Regions from separate parts of the Homo sapiens genome. Here all the other regions are linked to region 3. Evidence: chromatin loops called from intact Hi-C (ENCODE). Cell type or tissue: PC-9. All regions are shown on one strand. Links, peaks and the distances in the headings refer to the core of each region. The heading gives the core; the rest is flanking DNA. Region 1 holds the start of LOC124901395 (a long non-coding RNA gene). Region 2 overlaps TPD52L1 (TPD52 like 1). Region 3 holds the start of LOC100126584 (a long non-coding RNA gene).

The links. Hi-C counts contacts between places; a loop is a spot of excess contacts. Peaks named below come from ENCODE experiments on the same cell type or tissue, not always from the same donor. Only the 100,000 strongest peaks of a DNase experiment are listed, where the experiment ranks them.
Region 1: it touches region 3 in a loop (4-fold over the local background); 6 of 110 quality-filtered maps call a loop at or near these places.
Region 2: a loop joins it to region 3, with 4 times the contacts of the local background. A loop is called at or near these places in 11 of 110 quality-filtered maps.

What each region holds. Positions count from the first base shown.
Region 1 is chr6:125,267,908-125,277,936 of GRCh38, reverse strand. It overlaps HDDC2 (HD domain containing 2), which reads left to right. Exons shown (of 6, transcript NM_016063.3): 5 at 697-835; 6 at 1,694-2,587. The coding sequence ends at 1,791. LOC124901395 (a long non-coding RNA gene) reads right to left here and starts at 9,822. Exons shown (of 2, transcript XR_007059736.1): 1 at 9,672-9,822; 2 at 2,017-7,421. In PC-9, for the core only: no CTCF peak of the experiment used is centred there; a DNase peak (open chromatin) is centred at 3,736; H3K27ac peaks cover 1,749 bases.
Region 2 is chr6:125,240,835-125,250,863 of GRCh38, reverse strand. It overlaps TPD52L1 (TPD52 like 1), which reads right to left. Exons shown (of 7, transcript NM_003287.4): 4 at 2,481-2,582. Among named protein-coding and RNA genes, the nearest start is that of HDDC2, 56 kb to the left of the region's middle. RefSeq lists a silencer at 9,974-10,029. In PC-9, for the core only: no CTCF peak of the experiment used is centred there; a DNase peak (open chromatin) is centred at 5,043; H3K4me3 peaks cover 1,011 bases; H3K27ac peaks cover 2,303 bases.
Region 3 is chr6:125,188,166-125,198,194 of GRCh38, reverse strand. The region is part of intron 1 of TPD52L1 (TPD52 like 1); the gene reads right to left. It overlaps LOC100126584 (a long non-coding RNA gene), which reads left to right and starts at 378. Exons shown (of 4, transcript NR_149043.1): 1 at 378-413; 2 at 7,531-7,586. In PC-9, for the core only: CTCF peaks have their summits at 5,458 and 5,660 (motif pointing left); DNase peaks (open chromatin) are centred at 4,784 and 5,724; H3K27ac peaks cover 4,141 bases.

The sequences.
Region 1 (10,029 bases), core at 1,640-6,639, 81 kb before region 3:
CTTCTTGTTCCAAGTCTGCACTGCAGAGGGAGGGACCAGTGGGAAGGGAAAGGTAAAAAAACTGCTCCCCCCACCACATTCACCACCTCCCACCTGCAACACATGCACATACCGGTGCATGTAAAATCCTCAGATCTTGGCTCTATCCTCAATAGTCTTAACTCAGAGGGACTTAATTAAATCTACCCTATGTGGAAAGTAAGCACAGAGATTCCCAGGTAAAGTGGTAACCAAAAGTAAATGATAAAGCTAGAAATACACTTAGAAATGACAAGGAAACCTGACATGAAATGGAGAGGGAAATACAGGTTTGAGAGGCATAAGACGAAATATCAGCTTGATGTTAAAAATATCTAAACTACTTAGGTAGATTAAAGAACAATGGTCTTAAAATGAAGACACGGTATTAAACAGGAAGAAAAGATCTTGAAAGTACCTAAGATGAACATACAAGATTTCCATGGCTTCTGGTAGAATACTTAGAATGGAGAGCACATCTTTCTTGTATAGAGTCCTGGTGTTAGGCTGTGAAATTACAGAAGTGTCTCTGATGGATTTCTAAACAGTAGAGAAATGGGGCCGATACAGAATGTACTTGTAGCTGTCACTCTGATTTCGGGTACCAGAGTCAGAATTTTCCCAGGATACCCTATTATGCAGCGCTAATCATGCTGCTTTAATTGTCCCTTTACTTAGGAGTACGAGACCCAATCTAGTGCAGAAGCCAAATTTGTGAAGCAGCTAGACCAATGTGAAATGATTCTTCAAGCATCTGAATATGAAGACCTTGAACACAAACCTGGGAGACTGCAAGACTTCTATGATTCCACAGCAGGTACTCAACACCATTTTCAACAAGAGTCCATTTTAGTTTGGCTTACTCAGTGTAGTGACTAATGTTAATATTAGGGAAACCCACTGTTGGTACCTTCATCTGACCCTTTCATGTGGAGCATCTAAAAAGAAAGGGAAGGAAACATTCGGGTAAGAGGCTGAGGATAGGAAATAAATGGAATAGAGTTTAATGTGGAATGAACAGTAAGCAACAACAGACACAGGCAAGAAAAGACGGTGAGAGAAGAGATGTTGGGTTGAACAGTCCCCCATGCTAGCCGTCATGGACATACAATAGCTTAGAGCTTGGTTGCTACCAAAGCAGAAATCTGGGGAGGTCTGAGGAGCAGGGATGACAGCACAGATCAGCCAATTGAAGTGTAGAGGTGTTTACAAGAGAGACACCTGCATCCTTGTTTACATCATGAGCCAGCCTAGCCCCTCTGATCTTCCTCCTTGTCTTTTCATATATAGGTGCTTCATTCTCCTTACTTAATTGCAGGTTTGGAATGGGCAGAGATTGTCTTCAGCTTTCTGGGCTCTCACACCTGAGTTTTCCCATAGTTCCTGGTAGAGGCACTGAGGAGCCTGGTGAAGTTTCCCCTACCTCTGCCTAATTGATGATTCCTTGCCTGAGTCTCATCCTTATTCTCAGTTGCACCTGGGGTGACAGAGCGTAAATGCCAAGTGGTCCCCTTCAGCCCCTTCCCAGGACCTGGAATCTCTTTCTGCTTTGGAATGAAGTGTGGGTCAGATCGTAGACTAGAGCCCCCAGTGAACCCTGGGATCAAGCTGGGGAAATGAATATACTCTCTTGTCAATATGGGAATGTATTTTTCCCTGTTCTTTTGCTTTGCAGGAAAATTCAATCACCCTGAGATAGTCCAGCTTGTTTCTGAACTTGAGGCAGAAAGAAGCACTAACATAGCTGCAGCTGCCAGTGAGCCACACTCCTGAGACACTCTCTAAATTGCTGCACTCCTGTAACAAACATTATTTTTCCATTTCATTGTATTGTGTTTTGCCATTGTTGGTCTGTTGATTTCCCTAGATGTGAGTCTGTTTGTTTTCAATTGTCTGAACTTCAGCAAGAAATGTGATACAACTTGGGCACTAAAAGAAGCCACAGAACAGGAAGCGGTCATGAAAGTGCCATGGATGAACACTGGAGGTGGCAGTGCCTGTTTATGAACTAAATAAATAAATATTAAACACCTAAAATATTAGAATATTTATTGGAGATTTAAAATCATCTTATTCTGACTTAATTACCGATATCCCCGAAGGCTAGGTTCATTGAATAATAGAAAATTTCATTATGATTGCTTTTAAGAACAGATTCTTCAGCTGATTTAGTGATAAGAATCCAGAAAAGAAAATGTACTAGTGATGTATTCTCTCCCCAGATGAAATTGCTGCCTTATTCAGATTTACTCTCTTGAGCCAGATTTTGAATTTCACTGCAGACTGCTTCAGACTTCTAATCATAGGCTTGTAAACCTACTAATAGGCTCTGCCCCTCTTCCCAATACTTTTTGTCATTTAGAGATATAAACCGGGGCATATAAAAATGCAACTTGTATTCCTTTGTATATTTTTCCCTGTCTGACTTATAAATCTTGAGACCTTTATTGTAAAAGCATGTATCATCAGGTGAGAAATATAAATAGGAACTGGGGTCATTGAGCCTCAGGTAGGGAATATATCAACCCGATTTCTTCCTCTCTTTTCCCTTTTATAGGATAAATAATCCACCCTGTCTGCCTTTACATTGAATAGTGCAAAAAAGAATACGATTTCTGCAAACCTGCCCAGTGTTTTGGTGTGGAGCAATGATGCTTGTCCCTTTAATTCAAATGTCACTTTCCATTTGAAGGCCTTCGAGGCTGGCATGGTGAAAATTCTAGGCAGTGTTTCTTTGGAAACTCTTTGCGGTATCCATGGATACCCAATCTGCAGGAAGCAAGGTGCATGATCTTTTCAGAAGCAACACACATATGTATGTGTAATTGCTCTGTATCAAAAAGAAGAAAGAGGGTAAAGTCCATTACTGGATATATGGTTAGTAGGAAAACAACTCCATCTATTAGGATTGTGGAGTTTTTCCCTTGGCATGAAAACATACACACAAAATAACCCCAGATAAAGTTCAAGTATTTATAACCAGAAGGTGTTCTGTGGCCCTGCAGTTTTATTTTCAATGTTTTGTCTACCATAATTTTCATAAATAGCTAACAAAACAATTCACAGAGAGACTTTGGAAACTTCTACTGGGTTAGACTTTATAACTAGTCACTTAACCATTATCTCAGTTCATCATCTACCTACGAAATGGGAGTTTTCAGTTAGTCCTAAACCTTCCTTCCTGAGGAAATACATCTTTTAAAGAAAGAAAGAAAAAAATATAATAGTGTTATAAATAAAACATTTGATGATAAGAAAATAACAAAATGAAGATCAACAAAATAACAGCTCCTGAGCCTACCAGCAATGTCTATAAATGAGCATTATTACTTAAAAATGTTAGTCCTTAGAAGATACCTGCCATTTGCCTAGACTTTGTCTTCTGAATGACAACCCTATAATTACAATGCAGAGTAAATAATTATTCATGGTTTGAACTCAAGAAAAAAGAATTATTTGTTACTGTTTGTCAGATTCTAGCCCAAACTGAGGTCCAAAGGGAGTTGGTGGGCTGGTGGCAGGTAGCTGGAAAAACTTGAGGAATCGTAGGCAGTTTTGACATGGCGTTATTCTCTCTCTAGGCGCGAGCCATATGTACAGCATCAGCAGGGTAGTTAAACCTTTTAGAGACAATAATGGATCCCAGCCAAGCACAGGCTCATGTGAATGGTCACCTAATGTGCCTCACGTGGCATGGTTACATAATGTGTAGAGTTGTGTGCCTGCGTTCCAAACCCACTGAGTCATGCTGTGCCAGAAGGCTGCCTCAGCCTACTCCTGACTAAAATGCAGCCATTTCCCTTACACTCCATCCCCTAGGCTGAGAGGAGTCTTTCAGGTAGGGATACGTGCCCATAGGGTGGAGCCCTGAATCCATAACCCACAACACTACAGAGAGCAACAGCTCATTACCAGGATCCCAGCTATGCTACTTAGGACTGTAAGGGCCCAGCGTAGGCCACAGCCCAGAGATGCCCACCATCTCTGCAGGGGGTTGTCAGTAAGGCTCTCCACCACCTTAATCTCCCATGAGACCTCTTGCAGGGCTGCTGTTATGTTCTGCCAATTGTCAGGGATAAAGGTACAACATTGTGTTCCTAAAAGGGCACAGGTGCCTCCTTGTGCAGCAGGTTACTATGTCTAAGGCCATTCAGTTTTGCAATACCACCTTTCTCATCTGACCAGCCTCATCCATTAACAGGAGGAGGGCCACTTGGGTGTAATTCAGAGCCCGAGTGGTGTGCTCTGCAAGAGCAGTAACTTGTGCTTCTACAGTTGTGACACCCGCCGCAGGGATAGTCACTGTCAAGGGGTAGAACCACTGGGGAGCTCGTCGCACTCACAAAAAATGAGAGTGTAGCGCCTTCCAGTTATGCAGTGTCTGGGCAATGTGGAGAGAACAGTGGCCACCCCCAGTTCCAACATTCCGTCCAGTTCACTGGTAGGTAAGGCCACCCTGTGTGCCCACAGACCCATAAACTCCCAGGGGGCACAAAGTCCCTTGGGGCCCAAACTTGGGGGCTGCTTGTTCCAGCATACCTTCAGTATGGTGACATGTGTTATGTTTACACAGGCTGTGATGGGTACCTATCCCACAGTGGTGTTACCCCAGTGTTGCTCTATGCTCTGCGACACCTGGGCTGGGGGTACTACATGTTCCCCCGCTAGCCAGCCCCAGCCATCATAAATGCTATGGGCCAGCCACATGATGGGAGCACCATGGATCTTGCAGCGTCCTTTGTCCAAAGCTTGCTGCGTTGCATTCCAGATGTCAACCACGGGACCCCAAGTCTCCAGCCATGTCCAGTTCTCTGTAGACACTGAATGTATATGCCAAGGCAAGTCATCTGCAGCTGCTGCTGGAAGGGCAGTGCAGACCCGAAAGTTGGAAACATTGATCACCTCAGCACAGGTGTGGGCGCAGTTTACAATGCAGTTGGAGCATGTTAACCTATGGCCAAAATGACAGAGCAGGCACAGCTACTAACAGAGGTAAGTGACGTCCCTCAGGCAAAATACAGGCTAACTTTTCATCCATGGATAACAATGCAGCTGCCAAGAGCTTCTGCCCTGGGCGATGGTACCACACCTTCTCAGCTCCCCATGGTTCCTATGGGTCCGGTATCTATGCCAAAGTCAAGGGGAAGCTCATAATAGGCCACACAGACAGTACTTATGTCCCCCAGAGGAGCGTTTCTTCCCTGGCTGTTGCCCTAAGAACAATCAACCAAGGGTGACATGTATTGAATGCCCAAGGAGTGACATGCAAGTCATACTGTAGGTCTTCCCCACAGGGAGCTACAACGGCCAACCACCAGCAGTGGGGAGCCTGGAGGGTCCATGGCCAGAGCCAGGTTTTCTGTTCCCCTCCCTTCAGGGGCATTGGGGCAAGCAACAAAAGGTTACCGTTCGTCCCCATACCTGGTCGGAGGAGGTCATCCTTAGTGTGTATCTGCAACTGAATAGGGGTGGTGGCCCAGTGTAATAAAGCCTCCACCAGGGCTGGGCGGTCTTTCCATGGCTGTTCATTCAAGGTTTGAACCACCAGGTCCAGCTTGGAACTCCAGCACTGCAAAGACGGGTGTGACATGCAAGTGTAACCCATTCTTCAAGAGCCCTTTATATTGCTCAATCATACCCACAGCTTGTGGGTTGTATGGCACATGGAATCCCCACTTTATGTCCATTTGTTGTGCACATTGTTGTACCTGTTGTCCAGTGAAATGGGTGCTCTATCACTCTCTATGGCCAGAGGGCAACCATACAGGGCACATAAGTGTTGCAGGACCCGGAGGATGTGCTGTTGGTTGGCCACCCTGCAAGGGTAGATGTACAACAGGCTTGTGGCCATGTCCACAGCTGTTAGCACATGTGTATACCCTTGCAATTTTGGCAGCGGACCGATGTAGTCTACTTACCACCTGGTCAAGATCACTCGCCCTGTTGTCACTTGTGTAAAAGTGGGCAGCTGCCTCCATTTAGGGTATGACCAAGCACATACTGGGCATTTCTGACGAGCCTCCCAAATACCTTGCATGGGCAGGGACAGACCCCAACACTTATTGCCCTGTTACATCAGTTTGCCCCTGGCATGTCCCAGTTTCTGGTGTAGCCAGAAGGCCACATCTTGTGTTGGTGCCGACTAACCATTGGACCTTGGCCAAGACATCTGCCTCATCATTGCCAAAGGTGGCCAAAGGCATATGGCCTGACACATGATAAATAATTACATCTTTCTGATGATCCATTTCCCAGAGGTCTTGCCACATCACTTGGCTCCATGACATAGGTCAGTGGCTGACTAGCCAATTTTGTATTTTCCAAGTAGTTAACCACAAGGTTAAGCCTCGGTAGGCTGCCCAGCTATCGGTACAAATCACCATAGATATCTGCTCCTTAGTGATCACCATCTATACTGCTGTAAGTTCAGCCCATTGGCTACTTTGCCCACACCTGGTTTCAAACCATATGGTGTCTGTACTAGGTTGGACTGCAACAGCGGTCCAGGCAGCATTAGATCCTTGGCTAGACCCATCTGTGTACCATGCCCCATCAGGAATGGGGGGTACCCTTCCTTAAACGGTGATGGCTTGGGGTCTAGGGGTGCCCCAGGCCCTATAGCCTTCTCTTGCATTAGGACTATAGGTCCCAAGACCTCTTGCAATTCTGCTGCCAAGGGTCTTGTACTCAGCAAACTTTGCTGCTCCAAGTAGGTGCCCCACTTTGCCAAAGTAGATGTCTGTGCCATCCCAGTCCAGGGGGGCATTATCCATGAACACATCCATCCCACTATTGGGTAAGCCATCCACATGATGACTGTAGCCCATCCTGTCACACTTTCACAAGACTGAAATGCTGCATATACAGCTGCTAGCTGTTTCTCTATCAAGGACTGTTGGAGCTCAGCTCCTTTCCACAGTTAAGACCAAAAGCCTACTAGTGTTCTCAGGCACTCTGTATGCTGCCACAGGCCCCAACTGAAACCATCTGTGCTCACATGCACATCCAGCTCAAACAGGTGCCCCTGGCCAACTACCCATAGGGCTTGTGCCTGCTGAATAGCCCACTTGGCTGCCAGGAAAGCGGTCTCAGCCATATCCCAATTCCAGGTAGCTCTCTTCTTTGTTAACCGTGCAACAGTTTTGTCATTTGAGCTAAATGGGGCAGAAATGCCCCCCAGTATCCCAGGAAGCCCACAAAAGTTTGTAGCTGCTTCACCGTGGTGGGCCAGGGCTATGCCTGAATTTTGTCAATAATAGCCTCTGGTATGGCCATCATCTTACCTAGACAGGAAACTTCCAATAATTTGGCAGATAATCCAGACCCTTGGACCTTGGATTCATTGATGGCCCAACTGCATGCTGCCAAATGTTGCTGCAAGAGAGGCACCGCCACATCTAAATCTACAAGAGAATCAGAGGTTAACATATCATCAATATAATGGAATAGGTGGACCCCTTCTGCACATTGCCAAGTGGCTAAATCCATGACAACAAGACCATGACATATGGTGGGGCTATGCACATAGCGCTGCGGCCACATTGTAAAAGTCCATTGTTGCCCTTGTCACGTGAAGGCAAACTGTTCCTGGCTCTTGGAGCAATGTCGATGGAGAAAAATGCATTGACCAAGTCCACCACATAGTGGTACTGTCCCAGTTCCATTGTCAAGCAGTCCATCAAATCCATGATTGACGGTACAGCTGCACTCAAAGCGGGTGTTACTTTATTCAGTTCCTGATAGTTTACCGTCATCCGCCTAGTTCCATCAAGCTTTCTAACTGGCCACACTGGAGAATTGTAGGAGCTGTGGATGCCACACACTATCTGCACCTCCTCCAGCTTTTAAATTGTCTCAGTTATCTTCATATGCCCACCCAGCAAATGGTATTGATGGGTGGAAGTAACCAGTTGGGGTTGTGACAGGACCTGAGGCTTGTGATGCCTATGTCCTTGCAGCACCAGCTTCACCAGATGCACTAGGAGTCTGAATTCCCTGGCCGTAGTTTGTAACGCCAGGCCATGTAAAATGTCCACCACCAGGATGTATTCAGGTATGGGGGAGACATACACAGTATATAAACAGGGAGCCAAGTGGCCAATGCCGAGGTACAGAGACACAGGTTTCACTTTCAGTAACCAGCCTCCATAAACATAAATGTAACAGCCTTGCCCAGAAACTTATCTGATTCTCATACACAAGGCTACAATCTGTGCCAATATCTACCAGCACTGACACCCGCTGTACGTTAGTGGGGGACCAGTGAATTGCTAATTCTACATGTGGCCACTGGTCATCTGGTGTCCCCCCAAGCTGGGCACATTGGCCAGTTCCCTAATCAAACAGAAAAGGCTCTACATTTCAGCCTGGCTGCAGCAAGTAGTCCTTGAGTTGGAGCACCTGGGCGGGAATGGGTCACGCAGCAATGTCCTTCTTCCCCTTGGTATTTTCCAGAATTGCTTCTCTGGAGACAAGTGTCTCCACAAAGTTAAGAATACTTCATTGGGCAGTTTATTGATTTTCTCTCAGTCAACCCTGGACAAAATCAAATCTACCCACATCTGTGAGTGTGTCACTCATTGGGGCCCCCTTTTTGCCCATGCGGGAGCCCCCTGTGGGCAGGGCACCTTCCTCTTCTTTATGGTGTGGACCCCTCAGTCCCACCGATGGCCTTCTGCTTCCCCGAGAGCTGCTATAGCAGTGGTCACTTCATGTATGCGGTGCCCTACCTACAGGGTGAGGACAGCAGCTAGGAAGCCAAAGGTGCTCGGGGGTGCAGAGGTAAACATTCATCACCTGGCCCCCGGGTATTCAGGTCAAACATAGCCTGCCATATAACCATCGCCCAGATGACTTGCACCAAATCAGCATATGACTGCCATTTACTCACAGTTTCAGTTATTTCACCAATGTCATTTCACACAGTCCATATGGCTGCCCAAAGCCACTCAATCAGGGTGTGGTAACCTTGCCCTGCCACTAGCCACCTGCTTACTTGCAACCACTGAAGGAGGGAGGGGAGTCATGATGGAGGCCAGCTTTTCCATCCCAGAGGCAGAACAGGGATACTGTCTGCTCCCTCATCCCACAAATGAAGCATGCAGTTGGGCAGGGGTTCCCCTGGACACTGGCGGCACTACTTGCCTAATTCCTGCAACTCAGTTGGGGTATAGGAAATATATGAATTGTGTTGTGTTACCACTCGGGTGGGCTTCCTGGGATATTGGGGGGCATTTGTGCCCCATTAGCTCAAATGACAAAACCGTTGCACGGTTAACAAAGAAGAGAGCTACCTGGAGCTGGGGGAGGGGTGTCCCTGAGCCCACCCTTGGGGCCCCAATGGCTGTTCATGATTTACCTTCCGACAGGCCACTGAGCAAGCCCACAACAGGGGTCCTTCCTCCACGGTATCAGACTGAGTGGGGATCTCCAGCTAAGACAACAGACCCAGCCCTCGAAGGCTCTCTCCTTGTTGGTGCTCTGTGCTTCCAGCTGCTTCAGTGCCTTGTCTGTGCACTGAAGCATGACCCATCTACCACTGCCCGGGTTTCCACCAGAGCCCATCCGAGCAGTACAGCTGCCACTGGGTACCACAGCCCATGTTCTGGCCACATGGCCGACCTGGAATCAGCAGGGACCAAAGGCTCACTCACCTCATGATCCTGCTTACAGCACCAATTGTCAGATTCTAGCCCAAGCTGAGGTCCGAGAGGAGACGGTGGGCAGGTGGTGGGTAGCTGGAAAAACACTCAAGGAATCACAGGCGGTTTTGACATGGCTTTGTTCTTTCTCTGGATGTGAGCTATATGTACAGCATCAGCTGGGTAGTTGTACCTTTTACAGACAATAGTGGCTGCAAGCCAAGCACAAGCTCATGTGAGTGGTCACAATGTGCCTCATGTGGCGGGGTTACATAATGTGCACAGTTGTGTGCCTGCACTCCAAACCCTCTGAGTCATGGTGCACCAGAAGGCCACCTTGGCGTACTCCTGACTAAAGCACAACGATTTA
Region 2 (10,029 bases), core at 2,661-7,660, 53 kb before region 3:
TTTAGCCACAGTTTATAATGAAAATGTTGTACCCTCTACATGGGATAATAACAAATGGAAAGTTTGGAAGTCCTGGAAAATAGGCCATCCACTATACTAGACAAAGCCACATTGAAACGGGAGGAAAGGCAGTCAATACAACCTTGACATTGTACCCAATTAGTGTTTGAATATGAATGCCAACATATTGCATATGTGAAACACAGTCTTCATTCTTCACTATTGGGAAAAACAATGAGCAGGGCCTTTATGAAATACAGTGGGCTCCTGTTAATGTACTCTCCCTAATTTCTACCATGTGGGGCCATCTTGTAACTGAGCTGGTCACTTAAAGATAAAAAACTGCAATTTTTTGAGTGCATAATACATGTCAGACTTTCTTCTGCTACTTTTATAACAGTCCAGTGACATTGTTATTCTTATCTCCATTTTATTAGTGAAAACCCCAGATACAGGTGAGCTAAGCTATGTCTGTCTTCCTCATAAACTGACCCTCTGAAGCCAAATTATCTGGAAGCTTGTTATAAATGCAGATTCCTAGACTCCACCTCAGACTTACTGAGCACAACCTCTGAGAGGTGCAACCTAAGAATATGTATTCTAAACAAGCTTCAGAGGTGTTTGTAAGATCTCCTAAAGATGCAGAAGCACTATTCTAGTTAGCAGTGTCATGCTGGAGTTCCCAGGGTTCAAGTGAAAGATTTCAACACAGTATGAAGAGAATCAATTTTATAAACATGGGAAAATATGTTTTCTTGGGTATAACAGGTTATAGAGGGTTTCCTATTTTAAAGGATTATTTAATTAGTTTAGATAAATGTTATAACGCCGTTAAAATTATTACAAATTTTATTTGTAATAAAATTAGGGGTAATTAATAATCCAGAAGGTTTACCTGTTTATCACACCTGCTTCTGAAGAATTTCAATTACTTTTTATTATTGTGGCATTAGTAAAAATGAAGATAAAACAATGTACTCAGATTCATGCACATGTCCTTGTGAATGCCTAGTTGTTAAAATAGTGAATGAATATTGTGGACAGTCCAGCAATTTTTGAAGTAAATAAAATTTAATAATATAATTTATAAAGATGTATCTATAAGTGTAAAGTTAGGAAGATATTTGCCTCTCAGTGTCAAAGCTTTTCCTTCTTTTTTTTTTTTTTTTTTTGAGACAGAGTCTCACTCTATTGCCTAGGCTGGAGTGCAGTGGCGTGATCTGGGCTCACTGCAACCTCTGCCTCCTGGGTTCAAGTGATTCTCCTGCCTCAGCCTCCTCAGCAGCTGGGACTACAGGCACACACAACCATGCCTGGCTAATTTTTGTGTATATATATATATTTTTTAATGGAGACAGGGTCTCACCATGTTGGTCAGGCTGGTCTCTAACTCCTGACCTCAAGGGATCCACCTGCCTCAGTCTCCCAAAATGACGGGATTACAGGCATGAGCCACTGTGCCCAGCCCAAAGCTTTTTCTTTTTAATAAAAAAGTAACAGTTTAAGAATCCAGTAAAATAAATACGCAGAGATTTTTTTTTTTTAAAGAAGAAATGTAAAATGTGCTCGAAAAGTTTTTAAAGAATAGAGGGAAAAATGAAACTGATTTCTAAAGAAAAATCCTCCAAGGCATATCAGCCAAATGCAAAATAAAACTATGACTGGTATTTAAATAAGCAAAAACTAAGAGTAATACCTCTATATAATATGGTATATAATATATTGTATATAATATTGTATATAATATGAAAAACTATGGGCAATACTACATTTTTTTTTTCCTGGTGCCTCCAGTGAGAACTTTTGGTTCTCAAGTCAAAATCAACCTTGATGGTCACCCTTATTTTATGTAACAGTGAAATATTGAAAATAATGAAAATGTGCAAGGTTACTTATCTAAAAGCATTGCTATAGCTACGCACTGGGAGATAAATTCATTAAAAATGAAGGTGCAATAAATATTTAACATACTCACAAAATAGTTAGAAAATGAAGAAAGAAAACTACCAGAAGTGTATATGTGTGGTACCTTTATGGAATAAAAGGATAAATATGTACCTATTTAACACAGAAAAAATATACTAGATGGATGTATACAAATATGCAATCTAGAATAGTTTATGGGAGTGCATTCCACTAAATGCATGTTTTAATTTATCATTTATATTACAGCTAGTAAGAATTTGCACATGCTGCATTCTTTTCAAATCTGCCTCACTACCCTGTATCTTCTATTTTTACCAGGTCGGGTCCTAGTAGAAACAGCAACTCTGGGACCAGGCCACCTAAGCCTGACCTTCAGGCAGAAAATGTCCCAGTGTGAAAATTTATCTTAGTCATCAATCATATCAGCCATATAACATTTTTATCCATTAAAATAAAAAAATACATATGTTGAGATGAGCAGCTAATAGCTAGTGCTCCCTTCAATCGGAAAGCCAAGGGCTTAGCGCCGTTCCCATGGTATTTTCCCACAGTACCTCATGTCTCCGAACTTCTTGCTGATGGCCGTTCCAACGTTGCTGAAAGCTGCAGTTGCCTTTTGCCCTGCGTGACTCAGGGTTTCATGTGTTTTCTTGTAGCTAGAAATAAAACAGAACAACATGGTTTTTATATCATGATCTCCCATAAACAATTCATCTTCCTTCTCACTCCTTACTTTGAAAATGTCCTTTCCTCAACAGATTTAGGAAGAAGATCCACAAAACCACTGTTTCCATTCATTGTCTGGGGATGATGGGTTGGCTGCTGTTCATCAGAAGGAAAGTCAGACCATTAAATCTGAATTTAGGAAGTATATACAGATACAAATACAAATACAGATCTGAATGTGCAGCTCTTTCATGACAAATAATGGAACTGCTCAGTGAGCAGAATGTTGTTCTTGAAGTGTATTAGTTCTAAAACAGACACTTGTCAATGACAGCTCTAGGCATCAAGGATGACACAGAAATTAGAGAATGCAGGTTTAGGTTTTGAAGGTACATCTAAGCTTACACTGTTAATTTGGGTAAAATAAGCCAGAAAAAGGCAAAACACAGCTAGTTATTTAGCTTACTTTTCTAGTATTTATAGCTGGGAATAATAAAAGCACATTATCTGAAGATAATATAGTGACTTTTTTTCAAAACAGTTTTAGGAATATATACTGTGAATATTTGTTGATAAGCCTATGTCATACTAGACTTGACTACTTGAGGGCAAGGAAGCCATTCATCTTTGTGTCCCTGGTCTCTGACAAAGGGATAAAGAAGAAACTCAATAAATAGTAGATGAACGAGTGGGTGATATCAAAAGGGACAACCTTTTGTGACTCTGAACTGGGAGTAGTGGCACTAGGAAAAGAAAGAGGTATGATGGATTACAGGGATAGAATGGACAGATTCAACAGGAGATGGTAAGTGATAAATAAGAGCAAGACCAAAGGTTGTCCTGAGGCTGTGAGCATCATGACAGGAAGGACAGTGATGCTACCTATAGGGATGAGAAATTTCTGAGTTGGTTATGAAAGTGGGAAATAAAAGGTACATAACTTGAGGAATAATAGTAAATCAACAAAATTTTTATACACATTAAAAAAAACCCTCAAATCTTAAAATGCATATGCTGTCTTCTTCTGATTTATGCTGCTCCCAGGTAAGTTCTCCCAAAACCCTGTTATACTTGCATGCATATGGTATCTGTAAGAAAACATTATACCCTATGAAATCAGCTATGTAGGAACTGCCCTTTTTCCTCTACCCCTTCCATCTCCCACAAGTCATCCAGTCCTAAGTATGATCTCAGGCTCTAGTGAATATTTTCAAATATGTGCCTTGGTCTTCCCTAGGACAGAAATAACTTTATTAATGTGGTATTCTTTTTGTGAGCAGAATGGAATCTGTCTATAATATTGTTAGCATTATATGTTATTTATTAACACAATGTTTTTTTAGGAAGTATAAAAACATACATTAACTAGATCATAAAACCAAATGTTCATTTACTGAACAGACATTTCCTATCAAAAATGAAAAGACCAAGCAGAATAAGGGTCAAGGAAGAATCTGGTGACTAGGGGGTAATTTGTGTCTCTGGAGAGGACTGTGTGAGGAGAACAAGGAATGTGGATGCCAGATGGCACTGGGTCAAACAGCAAATGAGACAAGATGAAAGAAATGAACAGCTTTTAGGAAGTTTGCTTAATTTCTTTTTTTCTCTGAAGGTCCAAAAAATGTCAGCTCATTCAAATTAAATTTTATTTTTACATTTTGCTACATGATTTTAGCTTTTAATTTTGGAAAAACATTTTTTGACTACATGAAACCATGGAATTTCAGGCAGTTTATACATGAAATCAAATATTATTATCAAGGAGACAGGCAGAAGATGGCAGATAGGAGACAGGGCTAATGTGCATCTTGCACTTGCTCAGACAGAATAGTGTGTGGAGACTCACATCATGAACTTTTGTTCCAAGAACCACCATAGGAACTTACCAGGAACACCGAAAGAATTCACAGATCCTTTGAAAGGAGTGGCACACCACTGCAAATTCTGAGAGACGGGTGAAAAACTGAGTTCCTAGAGTGCGAGAGGAGAGAAAACCTGCCTCTGAACCCACTGCCTCTGAACCACCTGCCTCTGAATTCCACTAGGGAATCTGAAAATCCAGATCACAGGAGAGGGATTTAACCTAAATTAGAGCTGGAATGGATTCAGGGATCTGGGTGAAATACAATAGTAGCAGCAATGGGAAAAGCCTTATAGGCACTCCCAGTTTCTCTAGCTTGAGCCCAGGGAAGGTATATAACTGTATCTCACAGAGCGCCTCCAGGAAGGCAGCCAGTGGAATTAGGGAGGGGTCATGGGGTGAAAGAAGCTTCCAACTGAATTTTATAATAATTGCCACTGGGCGTGAACTTTCTTAAGCAGAATCTGGGGGGTGAGTGGAAACTGCTGCAGATATGAGGGCAGGAGCTACCAACACTGTGGGCAGACAGGTAGGGGCGAGGCCTGAAAGCTGTGCTTGCTTTCTCAGCAGGGAAGCCTATGGCCTGGGGCAGGTCTGAGTTCATTGTGCACAGGCTGCCTGGATGGAAACTCGGCTCTATTAGCAGAGCACTGCAGGAGTGAGACTGGCCTCGCCAACTGCGTGGGAGCTGGGTGGGGCCTTTTGCTACCAGGTATCCCCCACTTCCTTGATAAACTATATGACACAGCAGAGGCAGCCATAATCCCCTTTGGAAGGTAACCTCACTGGCCTGAGAACCACACCCCCCAACCCCCACAGTGGCTGCAGCAAGCCCTACCCAAGGAGAGTCTGACCCGCCCAAGGAGAGTCTATCCCTGCCCCCACTTGATGGTATTTCTCTACCTGCCGTGGTAGCAGAACACAGAAGACATAAACTCTTGAGAGCTTTATGGACCCACCTATTGCCTGAGAAACCAGAATACCTCCCTTGGACAATTTAGTGCAAGCTTAAATCCCACTGTTACTACTGCAGCTGGTGCCTTCTTGAAAACACCACCTCCTGGCTGGAGGCAGACCAACTCAGGCCATTACTGCAACTCATGACAGAATAACCCTGATCCCAGGAAGAAGAAAAGAACAGCTAATACTGCTGCCTGTAACATCCTGGCTAACCAGAGGTCCTGAGTCTGTCCACATGACGACTTCACTGCTAGCATAACCAGCATCTGAGAAAGCCGGCACGTTAAACCCAAGGATTCTCATAGAGTCTACTTCACTCCCCTGCCACCTCCACCAGAGCAAGTACTGGTATCCACAGCTGGGAGACCTGAAGACTGGTCATATCACAGGACTTTTTGCAGACATTTGCCAGCACCAGCCTGGAGCCTGGTAGTCCTGCTGGGTGGTTAGACTAAGAAGAGAAATAACAATCACTGCAGTCCAGCTCTCAGGATGTCCCATTTCTAAGGGAAGGGGGCGAGCACTACATCAAAGGATCACCCTATGGTACAAAAGAATGTGAACAGCAGGCCTTGAGTTCCAAATCTTTCCAGTGGTGGGAAGTTTCTCATAGCAGAGACACAATTGCAGTGCTGGGCACAGTAGGGAAAGTCTGTACCTCTACCCCAAACGGCAGGCATCCCCTGTGATTGTGTAGGACCTTAAAGAAGGGGTCCTTGTTTCCCCTGGCACTCTACTGCAGACACAGTTGGGCTTCCCCCAGAAGAATGGAGGCACCTATAGACAGCCTTTCTGGAACAATCCAGGGTGAGTGCAGCCCCACAGGAGGAACACACTCCAGATTCAAGCCTGCATGAGAGGCAAAGTCACAATTCTTCCCTACTTGGAACATCAACATTTCCATAGATGAAAAGAGGTGCCTGTCTTATCCGAATAGCCAGAACACTGGGACAGGAATAAGGCTGTGAGGTGAGTAGCTTTCCTGCTGACCTGGCAGGAGAGCTGAGGTAGCTCCCACTCCTCACCTTGATGAAACCTCAGCACATCTAATTGAGAGGTCCTCCAGCCAACTTCATCAAGGCTGGGACCTCAGCCCACCATTGGGTATTACATCTACCCACCTGCCTTAGCCACAACCAGTGCCTAACCAGGGATACCTCTCCTAATGGCCTAAAGTCAACTCAGTAAATAAAACAGTGGGAAAAAAGTTAAATAAATAAATAAAGGGTACACCATGAGAGAACAAGATAAGCTTCAAGAGATACCTGCCATTCCAACTCCATAAGAGGCAGTGAACTCACCCACTCACCAAGAATGTAACAACTACAAACAGCATAAGGGAAAGCCAGCACACAAAAAAACTTTCTGTAACTAAGGATCTCATACTGAGTCTTCAACCCTACAAGCACCAAGAATTAAATTAGGCTAAAATAAACATTAAAGTCTAATCCTTAAGAGGGAATAAATAAATTTAAGTTAAAAAAAATTTTAAGCAAAAATAAATTCAAGAACAATTTTAAGAAATAGTCTACCCAAATGAGAAGAAACCAGAAAAGTAATTCTAGTAATAAAACAAACCAGGGTTCTATAACACCCATGAAAGGTCACACTAACTCCCTAGGAATGGATCCAAACCAAGACGAAATCTCTGAATTGCCAGATAAAGAATTCAGAATTGTGCTACTCAAGGAGATACAAGAGAAAGGTAAGTTGGCTGAAAACTAACTTAAAGAAACTTAAAACAAATATAGGACATCAATAAAAAATTTTCCAGAGAAATATATATCATAAGGAAAAAACAATCATAACTTCTGGAAATGAAAGACTTGCTTAGGAAAATAAAAAATGCAGTGGAAAGTTTCAACAATAGACTAGAACAAGTAGAAAAAAACTTCAGAGGTCAAAGACAAGGCTTTCAAATTAACACAATCCAACAAAGACAAAGAAAAAAAATGAACAAAGCCTCCTCCAAGAAATTTGGGATTATGTTAAATGGCCAAACCTAAGAATAATTGCTGTTTCTGAGGAAGAAGAAAAATTTTAGTTTGGAAAACTTATTTGAGGAAATAATTGGGGAAAACTTCCCTGGCCTTGCCAGAGATCTAGACAATGAAATACAAGAAGCTCAAAGAACTCCTGTGAAATTATTCACAAAAAGATCATCACATAGGCACACAGTCATCAGGTTATCTAAAATCAAGACAAAGAAAAGAATCTTAAGAGCAATGAGGAAAAAGCATCAGGTAACCTATTAAGGAAAACCTATCAGATTAACAGCTGGTTTATCAGCAGAAATCTTACAAGCCAGAAGGGATTAGGGTCCCATCATTAGCCTCCTTAAACAAAATAATTGGCAGACAATTAGCCAAGAATTTTGTATCCAGCAAAACTAAGCTTCATAAATGAAAGAGAGAGAAAGTCTTTTGCAGACAAACAAATGCTGAGAGAAATTGCCACTACCAAGCCAGCCTGACAAGAAATGCTCAAGGGAGTTCTAAATCTTGAAACAAAACCTTGAAATACACCAAAATAGAACTTCATCAAAGCGTAAATCTCACAGGACCTATAAAACAAGAACAAAATGAAACAAAACAAAACAGTATTTAGGCAACAACTAGCATAATGAATAGAACAGTACCTCACATCTCAATACTAACTTTGAACGTAAATGGCCTAAATGCTCCACTTAAAAGACGCATGATGGCAAAATGGATTAAAAACCACCAACCAAGTATCTGCTGTCTTCAAGAGACTCACGTAACACAAAAGGAATCACATCAACTTAAGGTAAAGAGGTGGAAAAAGATATTCCACACAAATGGAAACTAAAAGTGAGCAGGAGTAGCTATTCTTATATCAAGCAAAACAGACTTTAAAGCAACAACACTAAAAAAGACCAAGAGGGACATTATGTAATGATGAAAGGATTAGTCCAATAAGAAAATATCACAATCCTAAATACATATGCACCGAATACTGGAGCTCCAAAATTCATAAAACAATTACTACCAGGCCTGAGAAATGAGATAGATGGCAATGCAATAATAGTGGGGGACTTTAATACTACAATGACAGCACTAGACATGTCATCAAGATGGAAAATCAACAATGAAACAATGGACTTAAACTCTACACTAGAACTAATGGACTTAACATATATTTACAGAACATTCTACCAAACAATTGCAGTATACACTCTTTTCATCAGCACATGAAACATTCTCTAAGATAGACCATATGATAGGCCACAAAACAAGTCTCAATAAATTTAAGAAAACCAAATTCATATCAAGTATCCTGACTCCAAAAGGAAGCCTCAAAACTATACAAATATATAGATATTAAACAATCTGCTCTTGAATAATCTTTGGTCAACAATGAAATCAAGATGGAAATTAAAAAATTCTTTGAACTGAATGATAATAGTGAGACAACTTATCAAAACCTCTGGGATACAACAAAAGCAGTGCTAAGAGGAAATTTCATAGCATTAAATGACTACATCAAAAAGTCTGAAAGACCCCAAATAGACAACCTAATGTCACATCTCAAGGAACTAGAGAAACAGAAGCAAACCAAACCCAAACCCAGCAGAAGAAAAAAAAAAATAACAAAGATCAGAGTAGAACTAAATGAAACTGACAAAAAAAAGATATAAAAGTTAAATGAAACAAAAAGCTGATTCTTCAAAAAGATAAACAAAATTGATAGACCATTAGCAAGATTAACCAAGAAAACAAGAGAGAGAATCCAAAGAAGCTCAATTAGAAATGAAATGGGAGATATCACAACTGATACCACAGAAATACAAACATTCAAGGCTACTACAAATACCTTCATGCACACAAACTAGAAAATCTAGAGGAGATGGATAAGTTCCTGGAAATATATCAATACAACCCTCCTAGATGAAATCAGGAAGAAATAGAAACTCTGAACAGACCAATAATATGTAGCGAGATTGAAACAGTAATAAAAAAATTGACAATAAAAAAAAGTCCAGGGCCATATACATTCACAGCTAATTCTATCAGACATTTAAAGAAGAATTGGTACCAATCCTACCAGAACTATTCCAAAAGACAGAGAAAGAGGAAATCCTCCCAGATCATTCTATGAAGCTGGTATCACCAAATGTAATGCCAAAACCAGGAAAGGACATAACAAGAAAAGAAAACATATCCCTGATGAACATAGACACAAAAATCCTCAACAAAATACTAGCTAACTGAATCCAACAGCATATCAAAAATATAATCCACCATGATCAAGTGGATTTCATACCAGGGACTCAGGGATGCTTTAACATATGCAAGTCAATAAATGTGATACATTACATAAACAGAATTAAAAACAAAAATCATATGATCATCTCAATAGACACAGAAAAGTTATTTGACAAAATATGGCATCCCTTTATGATTAAAGATCTCTGCATAATCAGCATAGAAGGGACATATTTCAAGATAATAAAATCCATCTATGACAAACCCACAGCCAGCTTCATACTAAATGGGAGAAAAGTTGAAAGCATTCCCTCAAGAACTGGAAGAAGATAAGGATGCCCACTTTCACCACTTCTATTCAATATAGTACAGGAAGTCTTAGCCAGAGCA
Region 3 (10,029 bases), core at 2,700-7,699:
CTGTAATCAGGAAACTAACTCCAGACCTCTGTCCCTGAAGGTAGACAGAGCTTCGGCTCCTTCTCTCAGAGGGCAAAGCAGAGTTCAAGATCACACTCAGATCAGCCAGAGTGCCCTGGTCTTGGCTTGAAGCCCAGGGTATAATCCTAGTTCCTGGTAGGGCTTTGACTGTGTTGACCTTCCCAGATCTTGGCTGCTTCTTATTTAACTGGAGCCAAGGACTCACTCAGAAGTTCCAGGGCTAACCGATCCCTTGGCCTGCCTCACACTGACCTTGAGCTGCAGCATTTACCCAGCCTTTCCTGAGTGAACTCCAGCAGTGAGCTGCTATTAATCACACCCTGTTGTAACATCCCCTGCCTCCCTCTTCCATTTCCTTTTCTCTGGAGACACTAGCGCCTGTGCTGTTTCAGGTAATGGACACCCAGATGCCTCTTTTAGACTCTGAAAATTGGATGGGGCAACCCCTCACCTCTGACGCTTAGTGGGCTGTTATTTTATAAATAACATGTTTGTATAACTGATTAGTACTTTATATTATATTCCACCTTGGGTGAAAAATAGACTTTGCTTAAAAAAAAATCCTTCTGACTGTTCTTCCTCTTAGAGTTCTAAACTCTGCACTTTTCAAAAGAGTCTGTTCTTTTGGGCCTAGCAAGCAGAAAGAGGAGAGTGTCTCTTGATCTGGGGGCAAACATTTCCCTAAAATTCTCCTGGTAGAAAAAGAACTCAAAATAGAAGTGAAAATGAGTTGCCGAAAAATAAGAAAAGTTATATTTCTTGCCCTTCTGAGTTTGTGAACTCACTGGATACCTGCTTGATATTGAACTAGATATGTGGTGGATATGTGCAGATTAGAACTATTAAATTAGATTATAGAGAGAACAGACCTACCAAGATGAAAACGTAAAATCATTCAAGGGATTGGAAGGTCAACATGATAACACATAAAACAGATTTTCATCTGGAAAAGGGACATCTCTAGAGACTGTTCATACAAGGAGGCTTATTCAAAGAGAAAGGACAGCCAGCTCTTTTCTCAGCAAGCAAGAAGGCTGGGCTAAAATTTCAGCAAGCATGATTATGAGTCTGTTTTAGGGGATACTTTCAGGTTATAAATTAAATGTAGCTCTCCGTGGTATAGAAAAGCTTGGGAAAAATCTTTTCTGACAACCCCAGTGGGAGATTCAGGACATGATTATTCTGATGAAAGGCACAGATCCGGCCAGATGTCTCTGAGTAGTTTTTCTTTTATTTTCTTTTTCTTCCTGCCTAATGATCTAGGAATATGACTACACTTTTGATACTATGGGAGAGGAATTCCAATGCTGGATCTGCAACTAATTGGCTCTGAGCAAGATTCTTATTCACGCTCACCTCCATACCTCATGTATAAATAAGGGTGACAGCATGTCATACTTATAAGTCCGTAGACACCATGGTGATGAGTGAGGTGGAGAGTCTAAGAATAGTCTGATATCAAATACAGGGATGTGAGGAAAAAAGAAAGTTCTATTTTCAAGGAAATTTGCTACACAGTTTGAACAGAATCTGATAAACACCAAAGTATATATTACAGATAAAATAAGCATTTCTTTGCAAGTTATTAAATGTCATGTGCTTTATATAAGCTAACAGAAAACATAATTCAATAACTTTTTAATGTAGTCCATGTCTTAAAAATAATTTGGCGATCATTGGTCTTGCGTTGAGACAGGAGCCACGACAATAATTATTTAGACTTTTTTGCATTTGCAGGGCACATGCCAAAAGTTGTTTATACATTACAACTATAGTTAAGCTTTTACATTAATGAAGCAGTAATTAAAACTTTGGAACTGCCCCAGGTGTTTCTGTGGCTAATGTAAGCTCATGCTTGATCTTATTTTCTCTCTGTGGCAGTCACAAGGCTTAAGGATATGGGATGAGAGTTTAAAAGAAAATATAAACAATTTTAAAAACAGCTACAACTTTGGAAGCTACAGAAAGCTTATCTTTCCTTGTTTTCCTGAGTCTTTGATGATTAATACATTTAGAGCCAAATTTAAGGGCATCACTCAAGTCCTACTGAATTAGAATCTTTGAGGTTAACCTTGCACATCTGTGTTTTGTTAATCCCCACTGGTGACACTGATGGGCAGCCAATGTCAAAACCCACTGATTTTAAATAATATAGTATGATGTAAGGGGCATTACTGTGAGCTCAGCACTATTCTAGGTCCTGGAGATACAATGATTATCAGAGCAGACAGGGCCTCTGCTCTCCTGAAGCTTAAGAGATGCATATGATGAGCAAGTGGGCAACAACTGGCCTGGCTGTGATAGCGCGAACAGGGCACTGTGATGGAGTGACTGGAGACAGGCTTTGTCACCATGCAAAACCAACAATGGTCTGAGAAGTTGCAGAAAGCCTCTCTAAGATGGGTCAGTGCACTTGGCCTTAAGAAGGAGTTGCTATGTGACATTCCAGAATAAAAGAGATTTCCAGGGAGAGGTAACAGCTAGGTCAGATGCCCTAAGGGTAAAACCTGCTTGGTACCTCAAAGGATCAAAAAGATGCCTGTTGACTGGACCAAGACAACAATGCAATTTGTTCAGTATCATCAGAGAATTTCACGTAAGTGCCTTTTCCATAGATCTAAAATTTACTTAATCTTATACCACTCAAAAATTTACTCATTTTATATAAAACCTTTCTCTCATGGATGGGTGACACAAAATGCAGAAGACATGCTTCTTACTCTCAAAGGACTTAGCGGTCCACAATGTACCCAGTGTGAAAATAAATATGATTTAAAACCTGTTGGAACCCTGAAGACACTTTAAGCCTTGAGAGAGATGTGATTGTGATCTGAGCCACACAGGGTTGTGACTTCTGTTTCTCAGATTATAGAACAACTTGTTTCTTATTGTTCTTGTTCTGTACAGTGACTAGAGAGACTCAAACAACAACAGGGACAAAAACCTGCTGCCATCTTAATGACCCTTGTTACAGATTAACTTCCCCTTTCTTGTCCTGCTTTGCTTAGGCCAGTTGACAGAAAACCCATAACCACTATACCCTCTGTAACAAATGTTATATGTATCCTTCCCAAAAAGAAACACAGCCTATACAACCAATCAAATTGCTGCAATTGTGTGCCAACTTTGTCAGAAAAATGTTGTAATCCTGCTAAAAACTCCCTGGTCTCTGACTATATATAAATGAAACTTTAACTTCCCTACTTCAGAACACTGACTCCATTCCTTTGGAGCTGGTGTTTATAGGTGGGCTATCCTCAAACTTTGCCCTTGAATAAACTCTCTCTAAGTCAGATTCTGACCCTTTTGATTATTTTAGGTTGACACCAACTAACTATAAATAAGAAAAGAAAACATTAAATGCTTTAACCAAGGTTTAAACTACGTGCTATTAACACAAATAAGGAATATTTAATTCCAATAGCTGACACCAAAGATCTTCATAGAGGTAATATTGTCTGAGTTTGGTCTTACAAAGTAGGAAGATTTCATTCTCGTTTCGGCAGCACATATATTAAAATAAGATTTAGACAGAGGTAGAGAGGGCATCTTATATGGAAGATCATTGGCAAAGTATCAGGTACATTGAAAGAACCAAGAGCTGCTTGATTGCCTGGGGTCAGGGTTCCAGGGGAACCTAAGGATAGTATGAAATACGCCAAAAAGGACATTTGGTCCAGATCATAGAGGACGTTGAATTCCATGGTAAGGAGTCTGGAAGCAGTAGAGAAGCACAGATTTTTGAGCAGAAGAATGATGGGATAAGAGATGTGTTTAAGGAAGAAAACACTACTTTCTTGGTGCTGCGATGTATTTCATGAATGACCTGAGGGGTTGTTGAGTTATAAACGGCCTTAACCTTTAAACAGAAAGCTCAGTAATGCTGAGACTGTAGAGTTAATGGTGAGTTAATGGTTCTTCTGGATCTTAGCCTGCTGTCAGCTGGCATTTCTAATTTATTGCAAACTAGACGCTTCCAAAGGAAATGGAAAAAGTCACACCTAAAACTAATCCTATAATTAAGTAAAACAAAAACAAAAACTCAAAATCCACAAGTAGTTCCAGTCCACTACTATTAGAAACTAAAAAGCATGGGGCCTTGTCCTTTTATCAGCCTTTTGTTTTTTTAGAAAAAAAAAAAAAAAAAAAACTATTCAGAAGACTTTTCCACAAAATTCTCTATTTATCTGAATCATTATGATTGAAGAGACTTGATCTATAAATTGAACCATCAGTGTTAGCCTCAAGAAAAGCAAAAACCCACTGGGTTGTGAGCTCCTTGAAGCCCCGGGCCAGGGCTTCATGACCACCAAAGCCCCAGCTCACTCTGCAAGGCTCCTAGCAGTTGCTCAGTGAAAACCAGTTGCATAATGAATGTATAACAGCTTGCACTCTTACCAACACTGATGCTGGAATTGGGAGAGGAGGACATATATACACACATGAATTAATATATTTGTTTTTCATATATTTTTAAAATATATGCATATATTTTTCATCTGTATGTGTGTTGCATAGGTATCTTTTCATGTATATATTTTCATATTTGTAACAGGCATATGTTTTCCATATATATGGCTATTTTCTGCCCTTCCTCAGCACCCACAGCAGTGTGGTGGCCTGTGAAGTTCTGCCATCACAGAGAGAGCACCAAAGGCAATAATTCACAGAAAAGCTGCTTGGGACTTTTGCAACCATTCTTGAGTCTACTGGTTCTCAGCTATTTTCCCATCCCAATACTCCTGAAGGCTATGGCACACCCATGAGGAACAGTGACTCAGTGTGACAGCAACGGACACACCTCACCCCACCCTACCCAGAAAGCATATCAGAAGAGGGAGAAGGAAAGGATGAGGGAAAGGAAAGGAGAACATAAACATAAGCAGTTTGAACAAAAAAGCCCCGAAGTCCTTCTGCTATACCCCACCAGGGACAGGTCTTAGCCACAGCCTCCATCCCCCCAACTTGAAAATCAAGTATCATTTAAGTGGTTGGCTTTCAGAGTTAGAGGGGCCTGAATCTAGTCCTAGCAACACAATTATCAGCAGAGTGATCCCAGTCATCACAGTTAGCTTCTCTATGCTTCACTTTCCTCATCTGCAAAAGAAAGATAATAGTAACTATCTCAAATAGCTACTTGGAGGATTAAATGAGACTAAATTGTATAAGCTGTTGGGCACAATGCTTAACACATAAGGATAATAAATAGATGTTAGCAATGATTATTATCAACAACCAGCCCTTATAATTAAATGTTTGCCATGGAGGACATGGATGCTAATCAAAGCTTCCAAGAAATCAGGTGGGACATTTGTGATAGATCCAGCTGTCACTGGGCTTTATCAACAAGGTATATGTGCAAGTCAGGTGCAGATGTGAGACAGGTGAGTCCATATGGGTCCATCTGGGTGCAGACTCAGGCCCGCCACCAAAGCCGACCGTATGCAGCAAAGTGCTTGGTTGGTATTTGGAACCACGACTAATGTTCCCTTTTCTTTCTTGGTTCTTATTAATTCAGAAAAGCGGGCTCAGCCCTAGTTGGAAAGTCAACAAAGGGAACAAAAAACTGATGCTGGTTTTCTTAGGAATGAAGATGGGGCTCTCTGTTAAGGTGCTACTTCCTGCCTCAGGACTTGCGGGCAGATAAAATCAAGGGCTCTCTGGCAACAGCACAACCCCTGGTGGCCAGATGATGTCACTGCAGGTTTTTCTCCATTAAAAGAACATAGTATGAATGAGTCACATCACAGCTGCAACTCTGTTTCTCCTCCCCTGCATAGACTATGCTCTAAGCTACCAGCAAGTACATTCGGGGATCCTGCTGAGGCAACACCAGATAAAAAAAAAAAAAAGATTTTTTTTGTTGTTGTTCTCAAAATTCTGATTGCTGCAGATTGAACCCAAAGAACTTTATTCTGCTCAGGTCAGCCGGGTTCTGAAACTCTTGGCATTAAAAGCAGAGTGGGTGACAATCATAAACCTACAGTTAAATGTCTAGTGTCCTGAGTGCCAGGCTCATCAGGAAAACAAAAATTTCCACTTGTAGTCAAAGCCAACCTCAGCCCCTCCCACTATTCTCCTACAACAAAGGCCCTAAGGGAACAGTGAGGAAAGAACGTGGCTTTCTTCCCCCCTGGCATGCTACAGAAGCTATCGTGAAAGCTGGTGACTATTTAGTAGATATGTCAGGGTCCTTCATTCATAATTTTGTTCAAATCTTTTGATTCTACTTAGATTCTGCTTTAGAATAGCAAAGTCCATATGCTATTACACAGTATGAATACTGGCTCTTTTTCATTTCTTCTTGAACTTACCTTGTTAAAAAATAATAATAGCTTGTAATGACAAGGTATGTCAGTGCCCAATGAACAGAAGGGAGGGGGAGAAAAAACAGAGGTATCTGAAGGCCACTGAGGATAGGGAGACATTCCACAGTTGTTCACTTCTTCCTTCACTCCCAGCTCTCTCTCTCCTCAGATGATAGGGAGGTAAACATGCTTAGAGTTCATTTGGTCTTACACTCAGAATGTCTGCACCCTGTTTCTCTATTTTGATGAACTATATGCCAGGATAGCCAGCCAAGTAGAAAACACTGCCGTTCTTGCACATCTACAATGCTGCACAAGTAACATTTCACAATGGGTAGGTTCCTCTGCACTGTTTCAGTTAGAAGAAAGAACACAATTCACCCAATTTTAAACACATCATTATCCCTTCACCATTTCCTTTCAAAATCAAAGAAAAGGAATTAAGTCCATATTTTGATGGGAGCTGGAAAAAAACGTTTGGACTCTCCCTTCTTCATTTAGAAAAGGAAAAGCTGCCCCCTTTCACAGAAACACATCAAGCAAGTGGACAATGAGCGACATACAGGTGCAAATGCCAAAGGACAATTTGTTCTTCTGCAAAATCATTCAGCAGGAAATTGGGCTAAGAGTATTACTGAGAATAAAGAAAGCGTGGCTGGAACAAAATAAACAACAACGCAACTCCACAGCAAGAAAAGAAAACCCAAGATCAGCAAGGAATGATTCCATGTAAGAGAGAAATGTTAACTGTAGTTGTGAGGACAAGTGAATTTAAAATCATATTAAGATTCCACATAATGTTACACGATATACAAATCACTATAGTTAATATGTAGAGTCAAGACAACAAGAGTAGATGGTGCCATTGTTACCTTGATGTAGCAACAGAGAATGATATATTCAGTACAACATACTCTAAAGCAGGGGTCCCCAACCCCTGGGCTACATACAGGCGGTTAGGAACAAGGCCGCACAGCAGGAGGTGAGTGGCAGGCAAGCCAGCAAGGCTTCATCTGTATTTACAGTGGCTCCCCATTGCTTGCATTACAGCCTGAGCTCTGCCACCTGTGGGATCAGTGGCAGCATTTGATTCTCAAAGGAGTGCGAACCCTATTGTAAACTGCACATTGAGGGATCTAGGTTGTTCACTCCCTATGAAAATCTAATGCCTGATGGTGTCACTGTCTTCCATCACCCTCAGATGAGACCATCTAGATGCAGAAAAACAAGCTCAGGACTCCCACTGACTACATTAGGGTAAGTGGCATAATTATTTCATTATATATTACAATATAATAATAATAGAAATAAAGTGCTCAGTAAATGTAATGTTTTTGAGTCATCCCAAAACCATCCCCCAACCTTCGTCTGTGGAAAAACTGTCTTCCAGGAAACCAGTCCCTGGTACCCAAAAGGTTAGGGACTGCTGCTGTAAAGCGTGCTGGGACAGTCTTCATGGCTCTGAGTCTCATGGGTTCCCGTTATCAGTTTGGTTGTTGCAGTGACTCCCACAAGCTACCAACTTCAGTACTGTTTTCAGAAAAAAATGACCTAGAACCTAACAGAAAATGGACCACCAGGGACAACGGTCGGCTTCATTTGGGTCTGGTCACAAAATTGGGGTCATATTTTGACAGTCCTACAAACTAAGAATTCCTGCCATTCACAAAGTCACAGCTGGTAGAAATTCTTCAAATTATGATCAATATAGTTCACAGAAACTATTTCCAGTGGCACTTTTAGTTACTTTGAAGTTGTCTTCAGCCATAGAAAGACATGGCAAATGTCTTAGAAGCAGATAGCTATATCTATACTTCCTTCTGTCCTAACCACCACCGACACCCCAATGTTGGTAGAGAATTCTAGTAAAGAAAGGAAAGTGGAAAGGTGAGTTTTAGGGTTACCTATAATTTGACTTTCTGTGTCTCAAAGTACCCTTTTTTGTTATGTGTTTTGTCAAACCTAAGTTATTATTGCTATTGCTTTTACTTTATATTCTTCTCTGTGTAGTGCATACTAAACAAACCTTAAAACACAAGTGGCTCAATTTACTTCAAATATTCATGTAAAATAAAATCGAGTTCCTTCAGTATCAGATTTGGAACTACTTCAGAGTGAAAAGGAAATAACAATGAGAATAGTGAAAGGAGGCTCATGGAAAAGTACCAAGCAGAGAGAGGTTGCCAACCTTTCCCCATGTGATGAACTCTCTTTTGACAACACCCACACAATCAAAGGCATCAATGTTAATCATTCAGAAAAATAAGTTAGGTTAAAAAAATTAAGTAAATGACAGGATAGAAAAGCCTTTGTTTTCCTAGTGAATATCTAAAAATGTGTCTTATACACATCTTAAATTAGGTATATTGTAAAAGAGGCCACAGGCAGAGTCCAGTTTCCACTGGCTTTTTGAAATTCTTTGCTCCCAAATCCAGTTAGATATAACACACATCATTTTACTTTGTAGTCAAAGTATGAGCCAGATTTTCAAACACTTCCACTTTAAATGCCTGTACATAAGTCACCTCTGTTCTTATGACCCACACAAATCCTGTATTTAGAATAGTGTACAACTGATCTCTACTGATTATGAAGAATTAAGTAGTCAATATGCCCAACTGGGGTTATTATTATAAAAGAATATACTTAAGTGTTGCTTAGTTTCATATGGAAATTCTTTTTCCAACTTTAGCTTATTCTTTTAAAGCCTAAATGGGAGAGGAATCCAAGAAAGCTTAGGGCAGAGTTGAAATCAACTGAGATGCCTTCTATTTATACCAAGATGACCAGTCTTCTCATGACAGTCCCAACTGTAGGAGAAAAATCGTTAGCTAAGGCATCTACCACAGCAGTTAAAATTTATTTGCCTCTAGCTTAAGCTAATTCTCTAAAAGTATTGCAAGGCTTTGGCCCAAGGTAAACTTAAAACTACCTTAAGGAACCTGCTGTCAGAAGGTCTTTCACATAAGCTGACCTTATTGGCATATGTGAAATAAAGTAAAACATGCCTAGGTCTGTATTTGACCTCACTGAGCAACTGTCTCTCCAGTCCAGTGAAAATCTTCTGACCATGGAATGCCATGCATGCCACTTTGATAGGAGTCCTTTGATGCAGTATGTTTTCAAACTGCAGGTCACTACCCCATTTAGTGGGTTACTAAGCCAACTCAGTGTGCTGTGATCAGTATTTTTTAAATGAGATAAAATAAAGTAGACTAGAAGAGAGTAGGAATTGTTTGGAATGCATATAATAAGAACAAGTAACATTTCATAAAATTTTGTTCATTATTTTATATGCACACACACACAGGCATGCACACACCAACACAACTCAATGTGATATAAAATGTATTTGTTACCCTGTGTCAGTTTTTGAGAAGTCTGAAAACCACTTCTAAGAAGGATATTTAATTTTATTGTTTCACATTGTATCTAAATGTTCACATACTACCAATCTATTCCCTCTTTTCAAGAAGGTAAGGGTAGGAGTAAACAGGATGGGTGCACCCACTTTTAGCTACACTAAGAACACAGCTGTGGGAGGAAGAATCAGCTCTTACTAGGTGAAGAAGACAGATCCACTGAAGGATAAAAATGTGCCTTTCCACTTGGATAACAAGCTGATGACGTGGATATCTTAACAGAGGAGAGAAGCACTGTAAAGTTTCCATTTGAGTCACTGGTTTTTTCCAAATATGGT